Regions from separate parts of the Mus musculus genome. Here region 1 is linked to region 2. Evidence: chromatin contacts called from ENCODE POLR2A ChIA-PET data. All regions are on one chromosome and are shown on one strand. The core of a region is the stretch at or near the end of the contact, and the rest is flanking DNA. Distances in the headings are between cores, read along the strand shown.

Region 1 (5,443 bases), core at 1,909-4,408, 36 kb after region 2:
TCATCCACCAGCCTGCATGTGGCCTTACCAGGTGAAAGGCATTTTCCACAAATAACTCAGTTAAGATCTTGAGACTGTTCTGTGATCTTCCAAATGAAAAGTCACATAAACATGAAGGACCTTGTAAGAGGCAATGGATGCCAGTGTCAGACGATATGAGAACCAGGCTGAGCAGTGAGATGTGGATTTGAGGATGCTGTGTTGCTAAAGACATAGCTGTATGTACAGAGGATTTCCCCAGCAGCACCTGGGTGCTCCGCTTCCTCCTTTACTGGCTCTGTCTGGAAAGTGGGGGTAATAATGAGCCCAACTCCTAGGTACTAATGAACTGACACAGTTTGTGTGGTGTTGGGCTGACCTACGGACCCTGTGAGCACCAGATTACAGAACTGTCCCTTCCCACACTTGTGGATCTCTGCCATGCTCCCTGCTGCCTGGGATCTCTACAAAAAACGCTCCTACAGACCCGGAAGAGTCATGTTAAGCACCCAAGCCATGCACCTACTCAAAAACCTTTGAAGATCCTCCACTGCCTATCTTTTTTTTGTTCGTTTTTTGTTTTTTGAGACAAGGTTTCTCTGTATAACTCTGGCTGTCCTGGAACTCACTTTGTAGATCAGGCTGGCCTCGAACTCAGAAATCTGCCTGCCTCTGCCTCCTGAGTGCTGGGATTAAAGGCGTGTGCCACCACGCTCGGCTCCCACTGCCTATCTTGTGACACTCGCAGGGTCCTTGGCATACTGGATCTTCTCCAGTCATGCTGCATTTGGAGCTCCAAGTTCTGCTCCCAGCTCTACTTGCATGGAGTCTCCTCCACCTTGGAAGGCCCATCTCTGCCTTTCAATGTACTGTTTCTATTGTCTCCACACAGCCCTTCTTTCCCTCATAGAATCCTTGTCCAAGCTTCCATAGCCACCTCTGCCCAGAAGTCCTCCTATGTGCCTTGTAGGATGTGGGGTTGGCCTCTTAGCAAATGTTCTTGTTCATGCATTCAGTGAGCACATGCTGGTGTTGCTGGACCCCAGAGACCACCGCAGGAGAGCCCCCAGCCAACAAGCTCAGGATGGTATGTAGGCAGACCACCATGCAGACCCGCCATGTTAAAGGCCTCTCAGGATAGTGTGTTGATAGTGACAGGCATCCAGGCCCACCATTGTGAAGGGCTCAGCTGCGGTGGATGAGACAGGACTTGGGAGAAAAGGTCTCTGAGAGAAACTGCACACAGGGGAGAGTGCTTCTAACAGCAGAACTGCTCCCCTTGTGAGGCACAGTGTGAAGGTTCACCAGGCCTGTGCTGAGTGTTCACTGACTAAAGTATAATAGGGGACGCTCCTCATGTAAATGGAGAGCTGCCAAAGAAAAGCAAGGACTGAAGCCCGAGTCTGTCTGAACAGTGAAAGAATGAGTAGTGTGAAGGTGTGGAAAGTACGCACACCTGAACACACACACACACACACACACACACACACACACACACACACACTCACGCATGCACACAAGCACGCATGCGCGCCTGCGTGAACACATGCAACCCCACATGTATACCCACACATCCACACATGTGTGGGCATGTGCAAACACATAATGGAGACACAGACAAACACCCAGGAATACATGCAACCACATTTGTACACATATATATGTGTGTGTAAGCACATAGACACACAGGAACACACACAACCACATATGTATACATGTGTGCACATGTAAGCACACACACACACACACACACACACACACACACCCCAAATGGAAAGCAAGTCAACGAAAGAGAAGCTTTCACTAAATTTTGGGACTTCATCATAGTGGGAAGACTAAGTCACTTCCTAACTCTAACTCCTCAGATCTGCAAGTCACCTCTCCTTTAAGGATGTTTGTTGTACTCTTCAAACACAGGGTGACGTACAGGAATAAAACCAAAGGGGCCCGATTTCTCAGTTCCTGGCTGCCCTTCTGCTACCACAAAACACTGTGGAGGTTAATCACCATCATCCAGCCACAGGGGTGTCAGCAGAGGCCCTTGGAGCAACAGAGCCTTCCCAGCTCTTGTGGCTACTCAAGGCACTGGTGCCAAGGAGGAAGAACATTAACCACAGCAGAGACATGAGCTCAGCAGAAGAGACAGGTCAAATGATAAGACAAGGTGACCACCACCCCAGTCCTTCTACCGTAGGCTCCTCTCCAGCACCAGCCCTGTCTTGCCCGGTGCTACCCCATTTTCTAGGACCCTCAGTTCATTTCTTTGTTTGCTCTCATTCCTGGCTCCTGTCCACCAGTGTCCTACCCCAGCAGCTCTGAAACATGCTCCCTGACTGTGGGCAGCTCTGGAAAAGCCCAGGAGTGGTGTTCCCCAGAACAGCAGTCTGTGGGTGAGGGTGGTAGTAGGGCATTTTATTTAGCTTTTGTACTTCAGTGTCTTTCAGAAAAGCAGCCTCTCATGGCTCAGGGACTTACTTCAGTCTGGCAGCTTGGAAAGCTCTTTGGCCTAAATCCCTTGTGCAAAGGGAGCCACCAGGTGAGGGGCTACCTGAACTGTCATCCTTCCCTGCACTTCTGTGTCCTTAATGGACACAGCTGCAGTCAACGGGAGGTTTTGGGGTAGGGGCAAAGAAAAACTGTTGCAGAGGACACAAGGGTCACTCAGTGTTTGGAGCTGGACAAGGTTCATGCGAAGGTGCTGAGCTAGGGCCACTTCACACCCTGCCTCTTCCTGTTCCTCACCAGAGGTGGCTGCAGCACCACCACCACAGACTGTTTGGGTGACCTTGAGCCCCAGTGTCCTCATCTGGAAGTGGGAGCCCCAATTCCGAGTCTTAAGGTGTGGCTTCACCTGAAGAATGTCAGTCTGATAGATGCTGACACACCCCCTCACCCTTCGCTGGGAGCTGGTAGGGACAGGGACAGCTAATATGTGGAAAGAAAGAGGGGTATCCAGCCACCTTGGCCACCTAAAAGGTACCAAAGGGCCCCAGAGCCCCAGAGGACTGGGTAGCAGTTGTTACCTGCTCTTCTTCAGGGCTGAGGTTCGGAGTTCTAACCGGAGCATGTGGCACCCCAGCCCAGCGACCCCGGTTCTCAGGAAGGGGTCGTAGGGGCAGACCAGAGCACAGTTCCTGGAGGCTGGACATGTCTGCAGAAGCTGAGGTGGAGGCAAGTATGAAGTGACTGACTGGGTAGTCAGGGGCAAGCAGGGTGGGGACAGCCCCAGGGCCACCTCCTCCAGCCCCTCATTGGGTCCAGAGAGGGCATAAGGGGCAGGTCATTTGGATCACTGCCTGATAGGTTGGTTGCCTGAGTGTTACTTGCCAGAGGAGAAACTCCTTGGGGTCATACCCAAGTTAGATGGGTATGAGTTTGGGGTGCTGGTAGGCTTTGAGGGTGAGGTTTTTTCCAATCTTAGAGGGGGTCTAAAAAGTGGCAATGTTGGAATATTGATGGTGGGCAGTCATGTGACATTGAACCTGGCTCAAGCTCTACAGAAGCAAGTCCCTTGTATTCCATTTCCCTGACACTTGAGCAAGAAGGGGAAGGTAGGTGTGGTTACAGCTTTCCATGCCCCCAGCAACCTCTAATCATTAACAGCTCTGCATAAAAGCCTTTCTCCACATCCTGGCCTTGGACCAAAGGCCAATGCTAGGTGTCACTTCCCCCCGCCCCTAGCCAGGAAAGGTCCACCATTGAGTCCCAGTGATCCTGGTAAATGTCCACTCCTGGCCAACTTCATGCCCTTTGCTCTGTCCCTGTGTACACAGGTGGGTGGTGACCTACTCCTCCATCTGCAGAAAAAGGTCATGTCACCCGGCCTTTGGCAGAGTGGGAAGGTGAACCATTGGTCACTTAGAGCAGTACATGAGGTGGCTGGCACTTGTGCTGGCCCTCAGAACTCCAGTCCCATGTCACTGAAAAGGAAACTGAGGTCAGAGAGGCAAGGAGACTTCCTGAAGTCCTGGAGCTGGTTATGAGTGAAGTTCATATTGGAGACTTGGGACCCCACAGTTGGATGGAGACACCACTGAAATGGCATCTGTGCTTAAGAGTCCAGTGTACATGCGGGAGTGGTGTGAAGACATCAACAAGACGTTCTATAGCACAATTAGAAAAGCAGATCTGTCTCTGTCTGCAGTCCTGCGTCTGGGGACACCAGGGGGCATTCTGGGTGGCCTTGTGGTGAGAGTATTTTTGCATCCTTGGGAGCCGGTCTTGTGACTCCTGGATAGCCCCAGAAGTCACTTGTTTTCCAGGGAATCCCAGGGAGGGGAGAGGTGGAGGTGGGGTTAATCACCATTGACAGATGCCACCAGTCATGACAGTGTAAAGAGTCCCACAAAGTCCCTAAGGAAGGATTCACAAGGCTCCTATGAAGGGACCCCCAGGGTACCAAGAAGCCCACAGGGTCCACAACACTCACAAAGTCCAGAAGGGTCCACAACTCTCACAACTCATCCTGAATGCCTTCTATTCAGCTGACACCCAAATCCTTCATGGTACACAGGTGAATAAAGTAACATGCTACCCCGAGTTTGTGTGCTTCTGATTAGGTTTCCTTTTTCTTTAAATTTATTTTTTATTTTTAATTATTTTTTTATTTTTTATTTTTTGTTCCAGGGATATGCTAATCATCCATCTACCCTTGAGTTTCAGTCCTAGAATTTTTTTTCACATTGTGCATTTTTTAAAAAAATTTTGACAAAGTATAAAAGTGCATATCATTTCTTTTCACCTTAAATATGAGTTTGTGTACACAGAAATATTTAACTTAATACATCAATATGTAAGATATATTGAAAATATTAAGTAATGGTACTTAAATACATACACATTATATTTTACGTGTCACTTTAAAGTAAACTTACTTTTTATTACTTCTTTTATTATTTATTTATTTATTTATTTTTAATTTATTATATGTAAGTACACTGTAGCTGTCTTCAGACACACCAGAAGAGGGAGTCAGATCTCGTTGGGGATGGTTGTAAGCCACCATGTGGTTGCTGGGATTTGAACTCAGGACCTTCGGAAGAGTAGTCGGTTGCTCTTACCTGCTGAACCATCTCACCAGCCCCTACTTCTTTTATTTTTGAGATTATAATATGAATACAAGATTTTCCTACTTCCTTTCCTTATACTAAACTCTTCCATATTTATCTCTAGCTCTCTTTCCAATTTTTTTTTTACTTTATTGGATATTTTCTTTATTTACATTTCAAATGTTACCCCCTTTCCTGGTTTCCCCCTCCGAAAACCCCCTCTTCCTATCTACCCCTCCCCCTGCTCACCAACCCATCCACTCCTGCTTCCTGGCCCTGGCATTCCCCTACACTGGGCACAGAGCCTTCAGAGAACCAAGGGCCTCTTCTCCCATTGATGTCCAACTAGGCTATCCTCTGCTACATACGCGACTGGAGCCATGAGTACCTCCATGTGTACTCTTTGATTGGTGGTT
Region 2 (4,791 bases), core at 1,073-3,572:
TCTGCCTTAGCAACAGTCCTCACCACCCCCTATCAATAGGCAAGCTCTTTCACCCTGACTCTGTGATCTTTTCCTGAAGCCCCACACCATTCCCACTGCCACTTCCTAGCTCATGTTGTCAAAACAACCTCTCCTTGACTGGACACGAAAAGGTGGTGTTCCCCTGCTCCTTCTCCCAGCTTCTATGGAAGCCTAAGTGATCTGCCAGCACAAGACCCTCAGGGGCACCTCATGCTTTTAAGTGAGTGGACCCCTGTCCTTCCCAGTATGATAGAGAATGGTGCTACCTTTGCTAGGGTGAGAGCAGCCATCATCATTCTCGGATTAGGAAATGACTGCATGTTTTCAATCATCAGCCTGATGATTTCTACATCAGACTCTATCAGATATGATGTGCACGCTAGAATACAACAGTAGAATCTGTTGCTTGTACAAGTTAAGTCTGGTTCTTCCTCCCAGCCCCATACAACACACAAGATATCCTTTTCAGGTGCTATACCCTACATATAATAATAATCTTCATATGAGAATAATCTACAATGCACATTACTAGTGCAGAGTGTATATAAATGTTAATGTGCAAGCTAGATGCTGGCTAAAAGTAAAAAGAACAGACATGATTCCAGAAACTGATTAGTCTGTCAAAAATCAGTATAAAAGACACAAAAACAGCTGTGTCACACACCGGCTCCTGATGAAGGAGCATCACTCTATTCATAATATTGGAAAGGACAGGGGTCTGATCCAATGTTCGAGGCGTCCTTGGGAGCTCTGTGTCCTCTAATCAATGGGGCTTCCAGAGAGGCTGGAGAGGGACCAGAGAAGCACCAATGTGTGCTCATTCCCTCAGTATTTTAAGGTGGCATATTTCGATTTATGTATCTTGGACCTCTGACTCCTCTGGTATTGTTGAACGAGTAGACTGAGAAAAATAAAGTCCTGACTCAACTCTGAGAAGAGGTCACTTCCAATGTAAGCATCTTAACAAAGGTTTGTACCCTCCCCACGGATAGCTGCGATTGTGCATGCCACTTGGCTGTAGGAACCCAGAGCTTCATATCTAAGTACCTGAAAGGGACTTCAAAACAAACACGGGAGTGTTTTTGCCTTATTCTCATTTAGATCAGGGCGCGTAACGCCTCCACCCCGACCTCCGCAAACCCTGCCCAAACAAGCGACAGTTTGGCCCTTGGGTCCAGACCCCGCCGGGTCCCGCCCGCCCCGGCAGGTCCGCGTCTCCAGCTTACCGGGGAAATCACACTTGTAAGGCCGCTCGGGCTCGAAGTGGCTGCGCTGGTGGGAGTTGAGCTTGGCGTGTGTGGGGAAGCGCTCGGCGCACACCTCGCACTTGAACAAGCTCTCCTGCTCGTGGCCCTTCATGTGCGCCTTGAGGTTGTAGACGGTGGTGAACTTCTTGCCGCAGCCGCCCACCGGGCAGCTAAAGGGACGCAGCTTGTCATGCGACTGCAGGTGCCGTTTGAGCTTGTAGGAGGTGGTGAAGGCCCAGCCGCAGCCATCCAGCGGGCACTTGAAGGGCCGCCGGCCCTGGAGGCTGCCGTGCGTCAGCAGGTGCACCTTCAACTGGTGCTTCTTGGCGAAGCTCAGCGCGCACTGCGGCTCCGGACAGCGGTAGGCCGGGGAGCCAGCGCTAGCGGCCACCGGCCCGCGGCGGGACGCAGCAGCGCTCGAGGGCTCCAGGCCCGGGGTGGTCGCGGGATGCAGGCTCGGGGCGGCTGGCGCGGGCGCCGCAGCCAGCGTGAAGACGCCGCGGTCGAAGCGCACCAGGAGGTCCTGGTTGTGGATGGTGACCGTGCCTGCCAGAGCTGCGCCGGGGGCGGCGGCCGGGACCTGTTCCGTGGGGCTCGCGCCCGAATCGGGCTCGGCCTCCTCCTGACCATGGGTGTCGGCCGCGCGCGGCACTTCCAGCAGTACCACGAAGGAGTCGCCGCCGTCCTCCGGGGGCGGCGGGCTGGGCCCCGGGGCCTCCTCTGGACGCGGCCCGGGCCCGCCATCTTCCGGGCCCCTCAGCAGCAGCAGGCGACGGCGCCCGGGACCGGCACCGAGGGACGGCCCCGCGCCGCGGCGAAGTCGGCTCGGGCCACCGCCATGTTGGTCTCCGCGCGTGGCCGGGGCGGCCAGCACCGCCGGGAGGTCCATCTTAGGCCCAGCTGAGGCGTCCGAACCGCAGCCACCGGAGAAGAGCTGCCCAGCCCTGCCAGGCATGCGCGCGACACCTAGGGTCCGCCCCCCGGGAGCCTCTGTCAAAGCTGAGCTTAGACTACAGCCCAGAGTCGCATCTCGAGCTGCGCGTGCGCAGGAGCCGTGGGCGTGGGCGTGGCGCGCGAGGGCTGTCGGGACTGTAGTCACGAGGAAGCCCAGGGGCTGGAGCAGGGGCGGAGCCTCCAACTTGTCTTGTGCTTGGAGTCCCAACTTGGAAAAAGAGGGTCTTCAGATTTGGGCTCCTACTTTTGCATCTGGGTAGCGCAAAGGAATGAAAACTGATTGCGTTTCTTAAGAGTTCCTGTGCCCTCTGTACTTTGAAAATACGAGCTAATTCAACCTGTGATTGCCAAGTGTAAGGAAACAAGTCAAGTTTACCTGTGGCCACATGATCCAGAACTGACACTCAGGCTTTGAACCTCTCCACTTTGCTTGTCATCTCTCTATGACCTCGCCGAAGAGCGCGTCTATCTGCTGCTACTGTGCCACCGACCTGATTTGCCCTGTAGCAGGTCCTGATGGGATCCCTACCTAAACCACTAAAGACATTCCGTGTTTCCTTGATATATGTCTGCCTTCTAAGTTGCTGGTTGTTCCCTGAATTCCACAATCCCCCTTGTCTCATACGGATTCATCTGGAATCACACCACTCCTGTCATCACCACTCAAATTCAAACTTATTTCACTCCTAGGTTCTCAAATAGCTAAGGAACCTGTCTTCCGCTCCACCTTTACCCAACTGTCTCCCCGCCCCCACCCATTCCAGTCCTTTCTGCCTCCAGCCTGTTTTCTGTAGGTCAGGCTTTAGTCTTCTGAAAGTTCAAATACTATTAAAACTTTGCCAACCTGCCATTTGCACCTACACTGGTTTACCCCCATTTCCCACCAATTTGCCCCTTAAAATGCAAGGGTATCTCCCTCCCCCTGTGTCTCCCTGAAGAGGGATGGAAATATGTCTACACAAAAACTACTTGCATGCTTATAGTAATCTTTGTTACAACAACTCGCCAGGGGAAACAATGCAAGTGTTCATTGTCAGATGAATATATATTCATACAGTGGAATATTTTTGAGCAATTACAGAGTTTTGCAAGTTATGTCATGACCAAACCTATGAAAAATATTTCAGCCACAAAAGAGAATGTGCTATAATGCCATTTATATGAAATGTCTAGAAGAGCTAAGTTATACAGACAGTAGATTAGTGGGAGATGGGGAATTAGGGCTAGCCTCTAATAGGGATGGGTTCTCCAAGGAGCAAAAGTTTTTGGCATTAAAAGTGTTGATTGAACAGCACATCTGATATACAAAAGCTACTGACAACAAATGACAGCAATGACACGTCTGTATGCTTCTATTAAAAATACATTTAAAAAATGAGCACAGAAATAGCACATCTGTTTGTGAAAAACCTTACCTGTCTGTATATGTGCTTATGCACTCTGTGATGGTTTGGATATGCTCGAGCCAGGAAGTGGCACTATTAGAAGGTATTGGAGTAGGTGTGTCACTGTGGGTGTGGGCTATAAGACCCTCCTCCTAGCTGCCTGGAAGTCAGTATTCTGCTAGCAGTCTTCAGATGAAGATGTAGAACTCTCTGCTCCACCTGTACCATGCCTGCCTGGATGCTGCCATGTTCCTGCCTTGTTGATAATAGACTGAAGCTCTGAACCCGTAAGCCAGCTCCAATCAAATGTTGTCCTTATAAGAGTTGCCTTGGTCATAGTGTCTGTTTACAGCAGTAAAGACCTAACTAAGACAGAAATTGGTACCAGGGCCTGGGGTGTTACTGTGATAGGTGTTGCCATGGTTTTGTTTGGAAGAATGTGGATTTGGGGACTTTGGATTTGGAAAGCCGTGTAATGCTTTAAATGGAGTTTAATGAGCTATCCTAGTAGGAATAGGGAAGATGTTGTTGCTGTGAGTGATTTCAACTGTGCAGACTTGGCCCAAGAGGTTTTAGGGGAGAAGACCTCAATATGTGGCCTAGAGACTGTTTTTGTAGTATTTTGGTGAAGAACGAGGCTGCTTTTTGCCCTTGTCTGAAGAGTCTGCCTAAGGCTAAGGTGAAGAGATTCAGATTAAGTGCATTGACAAAGTCTCAGAAATGCCCATTTTAGATTTTGTTCTCTGGTTAAGTCTCATGAAGAGCGGGTTGAATAAGCATAGCAAGCTTAGAAAGGGAAAATATAAAAAATATGATTTGAGTATTAAAGGGGCTCCAGGAAGTGAAATGAAAGTGAAATTTCTTTTCTAGAAAGATCCTTGATGCCACCTCCATGGTGAGGTGGAGAAAGGGGTTTTTGAGTAGGTTCCCTTTGGCACTATCGAGTTTGTAGTTAGGCGTGTGTGTGTGTGTGTGTGTGTGTGTGTGTGTGTGTGCATGTGCGCACACATAGGACAACTTAACAACAGTTCACTCCTTCCACTGTGTAGATTGGGGGTTTAACTCAGGTCATTGGGCATGGTAGCAGGTGCCTTTAAGCACTGATTCAGCTCAATGACTCTAGTGAGTGTTTTAGACCACAAACAAGTATTTTAGAAATTAAATTCTAGATTTAGACACTATTT

The links. ChIA-PET counts read pairs that join two places held with the same protein, here RNA polymerase II (POLR2A).
Region 1: POLR2A ChIA-PET joins it to region 2 with 11 read pairs in Patski. The contact joins the promoter of Uroc1 here to the promoter of Zxdc in region 2. POLR2A ChIA-PET finds 5 or more read pairs at or near these places in 3 of 5 experiments (Patski and embryonic stem cell).

Annotation. Positions count from the first base shown.
Region 1 is chr6:90,331,004-90,336,446 of GRCm38, reverse strand. Uroc1 (urocanase domain containing 1) reads right to left here and starts at 3,158. Exons shown (of 20, transcript NM_144940.2): 1 at 3,003-3,158. The coding sequence starts at 3,128.
Region 2 is chr6:90,367,025-90,371,815 of GRCm38, reverse strand. It overlaps Zxdc (ZXD family zinc finger C), which reads right to left and starts at 2,322. Exons shown (of 10, transcript NM_173002.3): 1 at 1,248-2,322. The coding sequence starts at 2,157.